Linked DNA regions of Homo sapiens: region 1 is linked to region 2. Evidence: chromatin loops called from intact Hi-C (ENCODE). Cell type or tissue: heart left ventricle. All regions are shown on one strand.

What was found. Hi-C counts contacts between places; a loop is a spot of excess contacts. Peaks named below come from ENCODE experiments on the same cell type or tissue, not always from the same donor. Only the 100,000 strongest peaks of a DNase experiment are listed, where the experiment ranks them.
Region 1: a loop joins it to region 2, with 5 times the contacts of the local background. A loop is called at or near these places in 7 of 110 quality-filtered maps.

Annotation. Positions count from the first base shown.
Region 1 is chr1:15,042,740-15,050,739 of GRCh38, forward strand. It overlaps KAZN (kazrin, periplakin interacting protein), which reads left to right. Exons shown (of 15, transcript NM_201628.3): 4 at 1,250-1,420. Among named protein-coding and RNA genes, the nearest start is that of TMEM51-AS1, 110 kb to the right of the region's middle. RefSeq lists an enhancer at 3,872-4,101. In heart left ventricle, CTCF peaks have their summits at 3,974 (motif pointing left) and 4,202; a DNase peak (open chromatin) is centred at 3,932.
Region 2 is chr1:13,660,959-13,668,958 of GRCh38, forward strand. No RefSeq gene overlaps it. Among named protein-coding and RNA genes, the nearest start is that of PRDM2, 35 kb to the right of the region's middle. In heart left ventricle, a CTCF peak has its summit at 4,901 (motif pointing right); no DNase peak of the experiment used is centred here; H3K27me3 peaks cover 626 bases.

The DNA of each region.
Region 1 (8,000 bases), 1.4 Mb after region 2:
CTCCCTCAGCCTCCCTGTCTCTCACCATCTGGAAGTGAGGCCTTCAGAGACAGGTTTGTCAGACAAGGCAGGATGGTGGCCTCTCTCCACGGTCCCAGGCCACACGGAGACCTTGGATTTGCTTTTGATTTGGTGAATGGGAAGATGGTGGCTGGGTGGATGGGTAGAGCTCCCCGCTGGGACTGTCCTTCTCAAAAGGACGCCTGTTGTTCTGAAACTTTGCTCCGGCCAACAGAGGTCACAGCCTCGATTCAGCTGTCTGTTCCTTCCCTGCTGGCTCTGCTCTGGGGACTGGCACAGCCGGGGCCTGGCCCTTCCCTGGACAATCACAGAAAACAGCTCATGCAGGAGGGCCAGCCTGGGGAGGGGCTGGGGCAAGCGGCTGAGGACTGTGCTGCATTCAGGACACAGCAACTGTTTCTCTCACAGGCTGTGACCCTGTGGAGTGGTGGCCGGACCTTGTGGCAGTCCAGACAATTGGGGTCGCTGGTGCCTCCTTACTGTTGACCCTGTTTCCCTGTGATGAACACAATTGACCAAACAGAACAAAGCCCCAGAACAACTATTGCACCCTAACTTCTGTCAGACTGTGTTAAGTATTTCCCGCACGTGAAGTCATTCAATCTTTAGAATTCTTTGAAACAAGTAGGATTGACTCCTGCCCCATTTTACATAAGGGGAACCCAGACTCGATGAGGTAGAATGACTTCCCCAAAGCAGTCATTTGCCAACTTACTCATTCATGCAGCAAAAAAAGGGTTTAATGAGTGTCTACTGGGTTCGTCTCTGTTCCAGTCTTCCAGCTAGTTTGTGGCAGAGCTGGAGTTCGTGCCCACGGCTTTCCCACCACAGAGCCAGAGCTCCTGGCCACATGTCATGGGGCCTCCCCACTTCTTTTTTTTTTTTTTTTTTTTTTTTTTTTGAGACAGAGTCTCGCTCTGTCGCCCAGGCTGGAGTGCAGTGGTGCGATCTCGGCTCACTGCAAGCTCCACCTCCCAGGTTCTGCCATTCTCCTGCCTCAGCCTCCCGAGTAGCTGGGACTACAGGTGCCCGCCACCATGCCTGGCTAATTTTTTTGTGTTTTTAGTAGAGACGGGGTTTCACCATGTTAGCCAGGATGGTCTCAATCTCCTGACCTCGTGACCCCACTTCTTTTTCCATCTAGGAGTTAGGCCCCCTCTAGGCATCCCTGGGCCAGGAGGAGCCTGGCTGTAACACCCACGGTGCTCTCTCCCTCTCCCACCCACAGGAGAGCGAGGATGCGGTCAAAGCGCTGGCCAAGGAGAAGGACCTGCTGGAGCGTGAGAAGTGGGAGCTGCGGCGCCAAGCCAAGGAGGCCACAGACCACGCCACGGCACTGCGCTCCCAGCTGGACCTCAAGGACAACCGGATGAAGGAGCTGGAGGCCGAGCTGGCCATGGTGAGAACCCTCCCCACCCAGGTGGGCCTGGCATCTGCTAGCAGTGCCGTGCTGGGAGCCGGGACGTCTGGCACCGACTCACATCGGAGACCTAGGGTGGGGTGGGTGGGGCAGAGCAGAACACAAGCAGGGGGCAGGGCCCGCCGCGGGAGGGGGCTTTCTGCAATGCATCATAAGTTTCCCTCCAAGACCATGCCCCCAGAGACTGGGCCAGCCTTTTATCCACCTGCCTTGGGCCCAGGGAGTGTGGAGACGCTGGGAAACCACTCACTCCTCCACACACCCCAGCCTACTATTAGGAAAAAAAGGCCTAGTGCAGTGGCTCATGCCTGTAATCCCAGCAGTTTAGGAGACCAGGGCAGGTGGATCGTATTTGAGCCCAGCAGCTTGAGACCAGCCTGGGCAACATGGCAAAACCCTATCTCTACCAAAAAATTAGCCAGGCCTGGTACATGCCTGTAGTCCCAACTAGACCGGTGGCTGAGGCAAAAGGATTGCCTGAGCCCTGGAGGTAAGGCTGCAGTGAGCCACTGCACCCCAGCCTGGGCGACAGTGAGACCCTGTCTCAAACAAAAAAAAAAAAAGGAAAGGAAAAAAAATTTTTTTTGTTTAAAATATACATATTTGCTTAGGAAAATATTTGGGAGGAAATACATGGAAATATTAATGTTCATTCTCTCAGAGTGGTAGCAACTTTTATTTATTTCTTTGTTTGTTTATTGGCCTCTTTTCAAATGTCTTTGCAGCAAAAATGTCTTACTTGGGTCATTAAGGAAACAAATAATTTTTTCCTAACCCAAACCAAACCCTCAAAATACTTCCAGACACTTTGTTTTCCCAGGAGATGCGTACCCTTTGTGTGTGGGGACAGAGGGTCCGGGTCGGGAGAGAGAGCCCTGGAGGTCTGTTCTGCCTGCTCCTGTGTGACCTTGGGCTGCCCACTCAACTGTTCTGGGCTTCAGTGCCTTTTACTTGTTACTGGGCTGGGAGTGGAGTCTTAATCCCACCCTACCTTCCCCACAGGGTGGCTGGGCAGATCCAGGGAGCTTGTGGCTAGAGTAGGGGAAGGGGGAGGACGTAAGTCTTAGAGGATTTGTCGTCCTGCAGAGTGCTGATGCCAGCTAACGGTGTGGTTACAGCCATGTGATCTGGGTTCGAATCCAGCCCCAGGTGCTTCCCAGCTGTGTGACTTTGGGCAGGAGCCTTCACCTCTCTGGACTCCATATCCATCAACTCAAAACAGAGATAATGGCATATGTAGTTGACCCTTAAACAACGCAGGGCTTAGGGGTGCCGATCCCCTGCGCAGCTAAATCCATGTATAACTTTTGACTCCCCTAGAAGATAACTTCTAGTAGCCCACTGTTAACCAGAAGCCTTACTAAGAACAGTCAGCGAGCACATCTTTTGTGTGTTCACTGTGTCGTGTACTGTCTTTGTATTAGTTCATTCCTACACTGCTATAAAGAAATAGCTGAGACTGGGTAATTTATAAAGGAAAGAGGTTTAATTGACTCACAGTTCCGAATGGCTGGGGATGCCTCAGAAACTCATAATCATGGCGGAAGGCAAAGGAGAAACAAGGCACCTTCTTTACAGGATGGCAGGAGGGAGAATGAATGCAGAGGAACTACCACACGCTTATGAACCATCAGATCTCGTTAGCATTCTATCACTATCACGAGAACAGCATAGGGGAAACCAGCGCCATTATCCACTTACCTCCACCTGGTCCTTCCCTTGACACGTGGGGATTACAATTCGAGATGAGATTTGGCTGGGGACCCAGAGCCAACCATATCAGTATTCTTTGAATAAAGTAAGCTAGAGCAAAGAAAATGTTATTAAGAGAATCAGGCCGGACGTGGTGGCTCATGCCTGTAATCGCAGCACTTTGGGAGACCGAGGAGGGTGGATCACCTGAGGTCAGGAGTTCGAGACCAGCCTGGCTAACACGGTGTAACCTTGTCTCTACTAAAAATACAAAAATTAGCCAGACATGGCGGTGGATGCCTGTAATCCCAGTTACTCGGGAGGCTGAGACAGGAGAATCGTTTGAACCCGGGAGGCGGAGGTTGCAGTGAGCCAAGGTCAAGCCGCTGCACTCCAGCCTGGGCAACAGAGCAAGACTCCGTCTCAAAAAAAAAAGAGAATCATAAGGAAGAGAAAATATATTTGCTATTAATTAAGTGGAAGAAGAGGATCATCATCAAGGTCTTCATCCTCGTTGTCTTCACGCTGAGTGGCTGAGGAGGAGGAGGGAGAGGAAGGATTGGCTTTGCTGTCTCGGGGTGACGGAGGTAGAAGAAAATCCGCCGATAATCAGACCCACGCACCCATGCCGTCCAAACCCACGTTGTTCAAGAGTGGACTGTGCTTTGTGGGGCTCTTGTGAGGATTTCCAAGAAATAAAGCAGGAGAAGCATTTGGCACCGGGCCTGGATTCCTGGACGTGGTAAAACCACGGCAGGATGGTTTACTAAGGGCCAGGCCCCAGGACAGGCCGGGGCAGGATCCGTGGGCCTAGCCTAGGTCTCCTTGTCCAATGCTGACCCCTAGTGGTGAGAACTGCTGGGCAGGAAAAAGCTGCGGCTGCAGGGACTTCTGGGGTCCAGGGGGTTCCCACCAGTGGGGTTGATAATACTGGAGGCCCTGCTGCTGCGTGCAGCCCAGAAAGAAACCTTTGAACTTGCAGGCCAGGAAAAGGCCCCTGTTCTCCCAGGTCTTTCTCATGCCTTGTGGACAGACAGATATGTCTTCCTTCCTTGGAGTCCTGGCCTTAGGCATCCGAGGACTCCCTGGGTCTTTCTGGCCTAGAAACCAGCTCACCCTGGCTTCCACTCCCACTGCGTCTGGACACTCAGCCTGTTTCCGCTCTGGCCAAGAAAACTCAGCTTCTGGCCTCCTTCTGGCAGGCATCAGATGCATCTGCCCGTGTGAATGTTGGCAACTCAGGTTGATTGGTTTATGTTCATGTTAACAGCACATGCAGTGTCTACCCAGGGCTTGGAGGCAGAGAGAAGGGGCTTCACGAGGAGCTGTGATGACCCCAGTCTTGTTGGGGTGTCCACCTGACTGCAGGTTCCCTCCATTGCCCGCCATGCCTAAAGTTTCACCGCCAGGCTGTGTTGCCTGCAGGCCCAGCTCCCCCACTGCACAGCTGACCCTTCCTCGGGGGGTGCCTTAAGTCCTGGGTTGCAAGCAACAGAAAGCAGCTCTGCTCTGCCAGTGGAAGCATAGAGGGTGGGTTGGAAGGAAGTCAGGGTCCACACGTGCAGTGGGGAGGTGGAGGGCGCAGCTTAGCAATGGCAGAAGCCACGGCAGCTGCAGGCCGGGCGTGGTGTCTCGTGCCTGTAATCTTTTGGCTTTGGGAGGCCAAAGCGGGCAGATGACTTGAGGTCAGGAGTTTGAGACCACCCTGGCCAACATGGCGAAACCCTGATTCAACTGAAAATACAAAAATCAGCTAGATGTGGTGGCACGCAGCTGTAATCCCAGCTCCTCGGGAGGCTGAGGCAGGACAATCGCTTGAACCCAGAAGGCAGAGGTTGCACTGAGCCAAAATCGCACCACTGCACTCCAGCCTGGGCAACAGAGCGAAACCCCATCTCAAAAAAAAAAGAAGCCCCCCAGCTGCGGAGGTGGGGAGCCAGGCCCGGGGGGATGGTGCACTCAGCAGCCCCTGCAGCTGGGGGACGAACATGTCCCTTTTGTCTTCTGATGAAATCTTACCTCTGTGAGGTCCATGCAGTGTGCCCTGTGGCCCATCTTGGGCCACTTACTTGCCCCTTACCCAGGGGTCCTGGCTGTAGCTGCTGGTGCTGGGCGGTTTCTTAAGTGACCCTGAGGTGCTGCCACAGAGGTGGCAAAGCTCACACCTGCCAGTGACACTGAGGCCACTGGGAAAGCAGGTATTGGGGAAAGAGCCCAGGCTGGTGCCAAGTGAGGGGTGAGCAGCCCCTCAGGATCCAGGCATCGTCCCTCCCCCCATGTCCTGAGGAGCCAACTCTGGGCCGCCCCACACACCCTCTTCGCTGCTTCACTTGGGGAAAAGCCAAAAAGACATTTGCTTCTGCAGACGTTTCCCAAGAAGCAAAGCCCTCTATTGGCATTTAGCAATGAAGGTGGGCACCCTGAGGCCTGCCCAGCCATCCACCCTTGCTGGGGGCATTTCCTGTTAAATCCTGATTGAACCAGGCATTACCACCCACACAGCAACTTCTCTGTAACCACACTGGCCCCAAGGGACCGCATGTGTGTGTATGTGTGTGTGTGTGTGTATGTGTAAAATATTGTTTATCAACTTAGAATGTCAAGGCCCGAGCCCACATGAGCCTACCGTTGCCCCCGCAGGAGCCTCCCCTCCATGGCCAGAGCCAGCGTTGATCCTTGGTTGTTGGTCCTGGGTCGTTGATCCTTGGTCGTTGGTCCTGGGTCGTCGGTCCTGGGTCGCTGGTCCTGGGTCGTCGGTCCTGGGTCGTCGGTCCTGGGTCGTCGGTCCTGGGTCGCTGGTCCTGGGTCGTTGGTCCTGGGTCGTTGATCCTTGGTCGTTGGTCCTGGGTCGTTGGTCATGGGTCGTCGATCCTGGGTCGTCGATCCTGGGTCGTCGATCCTGGGTCGTTGATCCTTGGTCATTGGTCCTGAGTCGTTGGTCCTGGGTTGTTGGTGCTGGGTCGTTGGTCCTGGGTCGTTGGTCCTTGGTCGTTGGTCCTGGGTCGTTGGTCCTGGGTCGTTGGTCCTGGGTCGTTGGTCATGCCGTTCAGTGGTTTTTAGCATGCTGACAACATTGTGCAGCCACCACTGCTGTCTAATTCCAGAACAGTTGCATCTCCCCAAGAAGCACCCCGTCTTCATGCGCAGTCACTCCAGTGAGGTCTGTATTCTTACGGTTTCGGAGCTGGAGATCAGGCGATCCTGTACTCCATGGGGTGACGGCTTTGCCGGGAGGCTTTTGACGGGAGTCCAGCCATGGCCTGAAGGAGGCAGCTCCCTTACCAGCCTTCCCTCAGTCCACAGGCCTTTCCCACCAGCCTCCCTAGTCACATGTGGGGCTGGGAGACAGGGCTGCCTGCTCCTGAGACCATGGGCATCCCCCACACACTGGTCCTGTCCCTGGGAGCCCGGCTCACACGGACCTCGCTGCTGACGAGCGCGGCTTCTCCAGCACGGGAAATGCTCTTCAGTTTACGGTGCTCTCTGTAAACAAGGGCACCATAGACGTTTGGGGCCACATAACAGTGGTGGGGCTGCCCTGTGCTCTGTAGGGTGTGTGGCAGCTTCCCTGGCCTCCACCCACCAGATGCCAGCAGCACCCCCTCCACCCCAGCCCCCCAGTGTCACAGCAGTAGACTCCAGACATGGCCAGATGTCCCCTGGAGTGCAGAATCACCCCAGACTGGAAGCACCCCTCCATCAAGTAGGACATTTTGCAAGAATCAGACGTTCCTATCTGTCTGGGCCTGGGCTGTTTGAGTCTAGCAGAGTCCCAGTTTGGGTCCTGTTATTTTCTGTCTGTGTGACCCTTGACAAGGGACTTAACCTTTCTGAGCCTCAGTTTCCTCCTGTATAAAATCAGAACTATAGGCCAGGTGTGGTGGCACACACCTGTAATCCCAGCACTTTGGGGAGGCCGAGGCAGGTGGATCACCTGAGGTCAGGAGTTCAAGACTAGGTTGGCCAACATGGTGAAACCCGTCTCTACTAAAAATACAAAAATTAGCCAGGCATGATGGCAGGCGCCTGTAATCCCAGCTACTCTGGAGGCTGAGGCAGGAGAATCGCTTGAACCCAGGAGGGTTGCAGTGAGCTGAGATCACACCATTGCCCTCCAGCCTGGATGACAGAGTGAGACTCCATCAGAGTAGAGTAGGGTAGGGTAGGGTAGGGTAGGGTAGGGTAGGGTAGGGTAGAGTAGAGTAGAGTACAGTAGAGTACAGTAGAGTAGAGTAGAGTAGAGTAGTAGAGTAGGTCTCCATCTCAATAGAATAATAGAATAGAATGGAATAGAATAGAATAGAATAGAATAGAATAGAATAGAATAGAATAGAATAGAATAGAATAGAACCTTCCCCCTAGAGTGACAGTGCAGGGAAGTGAGGCAGTGGGTGAATCAGGCAGGCACGCTGCAGAACTCGGTCAGCGTTCACAGCTCTGTGCTGAGGTTGCTCTAGAGCCACCCTGTCCTCAGACCCCACTGGGGAGGAAGAGGCGTGGATTCTCATGCCTGTTCCACTCATCAGTATTTGACCTCGCACATGTCACCTTTAACCTTTTCCTGCCTCAGTTTCCTCATCTGTAAAAACGACAGCCACCACAGGCCCAGACGAGAGGCAGGGACTGTGAGGGATGAGCGGGCGGAGAAGCAGGAGGGCTTGGCCAAGCCTCAGGTTTATTTTTAATGGCCACGCTCTGAGTCTATGTCCCTTGTGCCTGTTCTCAGCTGCAACGAAAGCAGTCTGCCCCAAATGTGCCACCTTCAGGCCCCTGGCCACCACCTTCTTGGACCATTTGGACCAGCCCTTGCCAAGCCAGTTCCTAGGCTGGGTCTGAACCCAGAGTGGTGGGGGGCCTGCCGCCCTGC
Region 2 (8,000 bases):
ACTTGCAGTGAACCAAGATCGCGCCCCTGCACTCCAGCCTGGGCGACAGAGCGAGACTCCGTCTCAAAAAAAGAGAAATTATACATGTGTGTCTATAGGGATATATTTATAAAATCCCAACACACAATGAACTTCCTATTGGTGTGCTCTGGCCTCTGAAAAGTAATTGACTCAATGGTAATTGGCCTTTAGTGACAATGTACTTTAATGATAGTGGCTTATGTGACCTGCAAATGTTAAAGTCCCATGTCTTGCTGAGTTCCTTTGTGATAGTGAGTGATATAGTTTGGTTGTATCCCCACCCAAAATATCATCTTGAATTGTAATCCACATAATCCCCATAATCACCATTTGTCAAGGGGACCAGGTGGAGGTAATTGGATCATGGGGGTGGTTCCCCCATGCTGTTCTCGTGATAATGATTTTTCATGAGATCTGATGGTTATATAATCATCTGGTACTCACTCCATCCTGTCACCCTGTGAAAAAGGTGCCTGCTTCTCCTTTGCCTTCTGCCATGATTATAAGTATAAACCTCTTTCCTTTATAAATTACCAGTCTCGGGTATTTCTTCATAGAAGTGTGAGAACGGACTAATACAGGTTAGTTCTTCTGCAGCTCATCTGCTACTCACAAGTGGAAAGAAGCAGCTCACAGACTCTTCATCTCCAAGAGTCAGACTTTCAGGGCCTCCCTCAGCAAACCTGCACGGCTTCCTCCAAGGCAGAAGTCCAGGGAATTACTTATGACTAATGCGGTCAGACCCAAAGCAGTCACTCCACCCAGTCGGAGGGAGTCCTACGCTGGTTGCTGCCTCCCCACCTTCCTCACCCCCATGCTCAAAACTGTGACACCCAGGTCATTGACACCTGTGTCTGCAGCTGGCAGGGCCACAGTTCTGATCACATTCACACATTCCTTCATTCATCATTTCATTCATTCACACACCTTTATTTGAAAACTGACATATGGTGGATACTGATGTTTCTGAGATAAAGTACCCAGTTTGCTGTTAATGCAAACTCAATACGGCCTGGGAAGGACTCCGTACTTCTATATTCGAGCCCCTGTGGACGAACTGTAACCTAGCTTAATAGGCAGACAAGGTTGAAAACCTAATTTAGGAGTATACACCTGTAACAATTACAATAGTTGAGTCTTGGCCAATCCCAGCAGCCATACTTCAACCACTCAGAGACTGCTAAGTGTTCAAACTGTGTTCAAATAAGACAAACACCAGCCTGTAACCAATCCAGCTGTTTCTGTACCTCACTGCCGATTTCTGTATGGCACTTCCCTTTCTTTGTCTATAAATTTGTTCTGACCAGGGGGCATCCCTGGAGTTTCTCTAAATCTGCTGTGATTCTGGGGGCTGCCTGATTGGGGAATCATGCATTGTTCAATTAAACTCATTTAAAATTAATTCAGCTGAAGTTTTTCTTTTAACACTGCCCTTACTAACTTCGCAGCCTAGTGGGGAGAAGTCATGTGACAAATACAAAGTGAGGAAAAAACTCCTTAAACTCCTAAACTGTGCTACCAGTGTGCTAATAACAGATTTACGGGGATTATTTCATTTAATCCTCACAACAACATGAGGAGGTGGATACCATTATTATCTTCATTTCACATAGGCACCCCACCCCCCCAAAGAAAAGAGGATTCAGCAACAGGCACAGCAATTTGCCCAAGATGACAAAGCTAGAAATGGTGGAAATTAGCCAGGAAGTCACGCTGACTCCAGACTCTGTGTAATTTACATGTCTCAGGCATTTTTACAAGAAAAAAAAAAAAAACCAGGCACAGTGTCTCATGCCTGTAATCCCAGCATTTTGGGAGGCCTCAGTGGGAGGATTGCTTGAGCCCAGGAGTTCGAGACCAGCCTAGGCAACCCCGTCTCAAAATAAATAAATAAATAGCTTTTTAATCCTCTAACCTAGCAATTCTGCTTCTAGAGGAATTGTTTTATAATTGTTTATAATGGCAAATAAACTGTCCTACATGTCCATCAAGGAGAGCGTGTTTACAAGACTTGTAGTATGCTCACCCCATGAAGTATTTTACACACAGTGATGAAAATGAATCCACGATGGCCATAAATGTTAGAAACGTAAGACTGAATTTTTAAAAGCCAAAGACCACACACCATATGATGACATTTTGAAAGCTCAAACCCAGTAAAAGAAGATAACACATTGTTTTGACAACACACAGCTTAGGTAAGCAGATTTTTTTTTTTAAGTCAGAGAGTGATAAAGACAAACTTTAGGGTAACGATCATCTGGGAGGATGGATCTAGGGAAGCAGAAGAAGGAATTAGGGGTGGGGGTTGTCCAAGTAAATGTGAGGCCTTTTGTAATGGTTTAATTCCAGGATTGACAAGCTAGAGCCTGCAGGCCAAATCTGGCCCTTCAACTGTTTTTGTAAATAAAGTGGGTTTTTTTGTTTTGTTTTGTTTGAGTTGGATTCTCGCTCTGTTGCCCAGGCTGGAGTGCAATGGTGCAATCTCACCTCACTGCAACTTCCACCTCCTGGGTTCAAGCAATTCTGCCTCAGCCTCCTGAGTAGCTGGGGTTACAGGCACCCACCACCATGCCTGGCTAATTTTTGCATTTATAGTAGGGACAGGGTTTCACCATGTTGGCCAGGCTGGTCTCTTTGGTCAGGCTGGTCTCGAACTCCTAACCTTGTGATCTGCCCGCCTCAGCCTCCCAAAGTGCTGGGATTACAGGCCATAAAGTTTTATCTGAACACAGACACACCAATTTGTTTACATATTGTCTATGCCGGCACTCACTCTACAATAGCAGAAATGAGTAGTTGCAATGGAGACTATATGGCCCATAAAGCTTAAAATATTCGCTATCTGACTCTTTACGGAAAAAGTTTGTTGTGACCTCTGTTCTTGCCTTGGATTGAGTAATAGAGTCCTCTCTTTAATAGCGGTAAGACATTCACCTCTCTGGGTCTCAGTTGCCCTATCTGTAAATAGGGATGATACTACTCTGTGAAGTAAGAAACTGTATCATCCTTTAATGTATGGAAAGTGGATTAGTGGTTTTTTAGGGCCAAGAGGTGGCGCTGGGGGGAGATGAGAATATGGAAATAGGGACTGACTACTAATGAGTAAAAAGTTTCTCTAAGGGGGATAAAAATATTGTAAATTAGACTGTAGTGATGATTGCACAACCCTATCAAAAGATCCACGGCTTCCTGCGGGATTTCTCAACCTCAGCACGATTGACATTTGGGGCTGGATACTTCCTTGTTGTGGGGCTGTCCTGTCAATGTAAGATGGTGAGCAGCCTCCCTGGCCTCTACCCATTATGGGTAGTGATGCCAGTAGCACTCACCAAGTTGTGAAAACCAAAATGTCTCCAGACATTGCCACATATCCCTGGAAGCAGCTAGGGGGAGTAAAATCACCCCCAGTTGAAAAACCACCGTTCTATAATAATAACCTGAGAAATTTCCTCTGCACAGCATTACCATAGAAAGGAGAGTCAAAAGTCTTGGAGTAAATAGTAGGACCTTTTTACCATGGAAAATGATCAGCTTTGAATCACTGGGCAGGGACTGAACTGGGCAAGTCTTTGCAAGGGCAACTTCCAAGGAGCAACAAAGGTGGCACTTGAGTAATTTGGAAAGTGATACTAAGCAAGTTGGAAGGCTGCTGTGTTCCGCTCATGAAAACATCTGCACCTAAGTGGTAAGAGTTAGCTGTGTGGTCCTGGCCAATTTCCAGCCCAGGTGACTGCAGTCTCCTGTTCTTAGTCTTCCCTCCAATTTCTGTAGGGCATGGTGCTTTTCTTTACTTCCTGTTCCATACCTGATGACTAAGCCATCATTAGTCTCTTCTAGTGATTAGTTAGGAAATATTAATTTTAAATCAGCAAAGCACTAGGGGAAGAAAAGGACAACTTGGGTTTCCCTTTTCATCCCCAAGGGATGTAACAGCGCACCCGTCAAATCCTTGGTGGAGAGAGAAACCTCCTTGAAATTATCTTGCCAAAAGAGAAAAACGGATTAGCCAATAGTTCATAAATTTGAAAGCATAGGGCTTTCTTTTGATGAAGGCCACTTCCTAGAGGAATGGAGAGGAAGCTTGATCACAGAGTTTAGACACAGTTGAAGAACCCAGTGCTCCCCATTTCCCCTCCCATACATGTCTCTAATCTGATGGTCCCCTTACATCCCATCCTTGCAGGAAATTGATTCTCTTTCCAGCCTTTGCTCAATCCTTGCTCCCATTTATTTATTTTATTTATTTACTTTGAGACGGAGTCATGCTCTGTCACCCAGGCTGAAGGGCAGTGGTGTGATCTCGGCTCACTGCAACCTCCACCTCCCGGGTTCAAGTGATTCTCCTGCCTCAGCCTCCTGAGAGCTGGGATTACAGGCAGCTGCCACCACACCCTGATAATTTCTGTATTTTTAGTAGGGTTGGGGTTACGCCAGGCTGGTCTCGAACTCCTGATCTCAGGTGATCCACCCGCCTCGGCCTCCCAAAGTGCTGGGATTACAGGCGTGAGCCATCATGCCCAGCCCCTTGCTCCCATTTAAACCGTCAGCCCCGAGCTTCAACCCTTAGAGGCCTGGTTTCTGCCCAGCATCAAAGTGAATGGGATAGTCCTAAAGGGACCAATTTGTCTAGATTGGTCCAAGACTTGGTGGATTTTAGCACTGAAGGAGGTCCCGGGCAATCTTTTGGTCCCCAGCAAAACGAAAGGGTTGGATAGCTTAACTCCCTGAAGGCCTCCTCCATATTTCATCTCTTGTAACCTCGCAGCATCCAGGTCAACCAGTGATTGTGCGTCTTAAAAAAACAGAGCAAACCACTTGAATGAGACAAGCAAATTGCAAATTAACTGCAACTCTTCCTGATGCCCACCAGAGGGCTCCTTCTTCCACATAAACAGCCCTGCTGTGCCCAAAGGAACAGAACCTTCCGGACTAGGAGCAATCAAGTTAAGACGGCTCTGACAGTCACTGCCTCACAGCAGAAGTAAAAGAAGAGGGCTACGTCAATGTCATTTCTGCCTCTGTTAACAAACAGAAAGCACTGCTTATGAAATGGGTTCTCCATTCGTGTTCCAGGAATAGCCTTTATTCCAGGTCCTCACCGGAACCTTGCAAAGTGGGAACCGCTGGTGAATGGCCTAAGGTCACAAAACCATCAAACTTCAAAGACCGCAGTCTTTCCACTGTACCAAGTTACCTTGTTATTTCAAAGAACAGTGAAATGAGAGCGTTACAAGCTGTTCCCTGGGCTTAGGGCTGTGGGTGTGGACAAGGGAGGCTGGATGTGGACCCAGTGCCTGAAGGGGAATTTGGTCAACAGCCATAATGAAGAGCAGGAATGGGGGTGGGCGTGCAAGGGCATCGCTTCACCATGTGGACACCAACAGGAGCAAGAGAGTAATGGGGAGGCAGGGACAACCAGCCCTTGTAAATTCCCAACTCTAAGACAGCTGACAGCAGCAGCTACCATGGCTGCCCCATCTCAGGGAGCTCAGAGCACGCAGCAGATGGGATGCAGGCAGAGAGTTCAAGGCTATTAGGCCTCAGCACTAACCAGGGAGTCCTTAAGGGAACCAGGTGGGACTGCGTGTGCCCCAGGCTCCAGGCCACCTGTGACTGCCATCTGCCAAAGGAAACCGACAGAGTCACCCCAAACCAAATTAAGAACCAGAGTGCCAAGAGTACCCATAAAAAGAAAGGGTATCTGCCAGTTGTTGTTAAAGCAAAGAAAAAGGAAGAACATGGCAAGTCTACAAATGAGCCATGATATGTGTTAACCCTGGAGTCAGTGCAGAGAACACACAACATTCTAGAAAGGGTTGGGGTAGTTGCGTGGGGAACTTCTCTTAGAACCGAAATCTTTTTTTTTTTTTTTTTACTTTTTTATTTTTTAATTTATTATTATTATACTTTAAGTTTTAGGGTACATGTGCACAATGTGCAGGTTAGTTACATATGTATACATGTGCCATGCTTAGAACTGAAATCTTGCAATTCAGTTCGATTTAGACTCCTCTGCTGCTTTCACCCTTTGCAGACAGGCCCAGCAGCCCTGGGGTTTGCTTGTTCTCACTTTCTTCTTTTTTGGAGAAAAATTCAGCATTAGGTTTCACTATGGCATAGAATAGTTTTGGTTTTTTTTTTTTCTTTTTGTTTGTTTGTTTGTTTTTTAGTCAGTCCCTACCATTTTGACAATCACACTTGGAAGACCAGCTGAGCTGTCAGGAAAAGGACTCCTTTCTGCATTACTTTAACCAAAACAACTATGGTTTTTAAAACTATACATTAGGCCAGCCGAGCGTGGTGGCTCACACCTGTAATCCCAGCACTTTGGGAGGCCAAGGCGGGTGGATCGCTTGAGGTCAGCAGTTGGTGACCAGCCTGGCCAACATGGTGAAACCCCGTCTCTACTAAAATTACAAGAATTAGCTGAACGTGGTGGCACATGCCTGTAGTCCCACCTACTTGGGAGCCTGAGGCAGGAGAATCGCTTGAACCCAGGAGGCAGAGGTTGCAGTGAACCGAGATCGTGCCACTGCACTCCAGCCTGAGCAACAGAGTGAGACTCCGTCTCAAAAAAAACCAAAAAAACCCAACAAAAAACCCCCTATACATTAGATTACTTTATCAGCCCTAGCTTGCCACCAAACGAACTAGGTTATCATTTCTGAGTTGCAAATAATTCTTTCCCCATGGATATATTTTTATCCAGAGTAACATCTGTCTAATTCAAGACTTGAAAAATAAAGCCCACGTGATTTCAAGAAAATGAGCACTTTTAAGTCGTGAAGTATGTTGTAGCCTAAAAAAGAAAAACGTAGTCTTCCAAGAGAACCATCTCTCCAGTAAGAAAAAAAAAAAGTTCTTTGACTGACAGCTCTTTTCAAGTGCAAATGAGAGTGACAGCAAGAAGAGGTTTAAAATTCTCATTGGGTTGGAGGATACTTCTGCTTTTTTAATGTAAATATTGATATGTAATCTGGGTTTGCCCTGTCAGAAAGCATTCATGCATACAAACATGCTCAGGTTTTTTCTGTTTTGTTTTATTTTGTTTTTTTGAGACAGAGTCTCGCTCCATCACCCAGGCTGGAATGCAGTGGCATGATCTCAGCTCACTGCAATTTCCACCTCCCGGGTTCAAGTGATTCTCCTGCCTCAGCCTCCCAAGTAGCTGGGACTACAGGCACACACCACCACACCTGGCTAATTTTTGTATTTTTAGTAGAGACAGGGTTTCACCATGTTGGTTAGGCTGGTCTCTAACTCCTGACCTGGTGATCCACCCGCTTCAGCCTCCCAAAGTGCTGGGATTATAGGAGTGAGCCACTGCGCCCGACTCATGCTCAGGTTTTTTTTGTTTTGTTTTGTGTTTTTGAGACAGAGTCTTGCTCTGTCACCCAGGCTGGAGTGCAGTGGCGCGATCTCGGCTCACTGCAAGCTCTGCCTCCAGGGTTCACGCCATCATCCTGCCTCAGCCTCCCAAGTAGCTGGGACTACAGGCGCGTGCCACCACCGGCTAATTTTTTGTATATTTAGTAGAGACACGGTTTCACCGTGTTAGCCAGGATGGTCTCGATCTCCTGACCTCGTGATCCGCCTGCCTCGGCCTCCCAAAGTGCTGGGATTACAGGCGTGAGCCACCGTGCCCGGCCTCATGCTCAGGTTTTTATACATATGCTCCAGTTCCTTTCCTCGGTAGACCCTGTATTCTTTTCTTTCTGTTTTGAGATGGGGTCTCACTTTGTGGCCCAGGCTCGTCTCAAACTTCCAAGCTCAAGTGATCCTCCTGCCTCAACCTCCCACATAGCTGGGATTACAGGCACTTGCCACTGTTCCTGGCCTGTTTCCTTTATAATGCCCTTCTGGGAAGGCAGAGAGTGTGCATTGTGGCTAATTTCAAGAAGGCAACTCTAAAGAGCACCCCAAAAACTTGCCCATAAATCAGTGAAAGAGCCAATATGATTATATAAGTGACGATC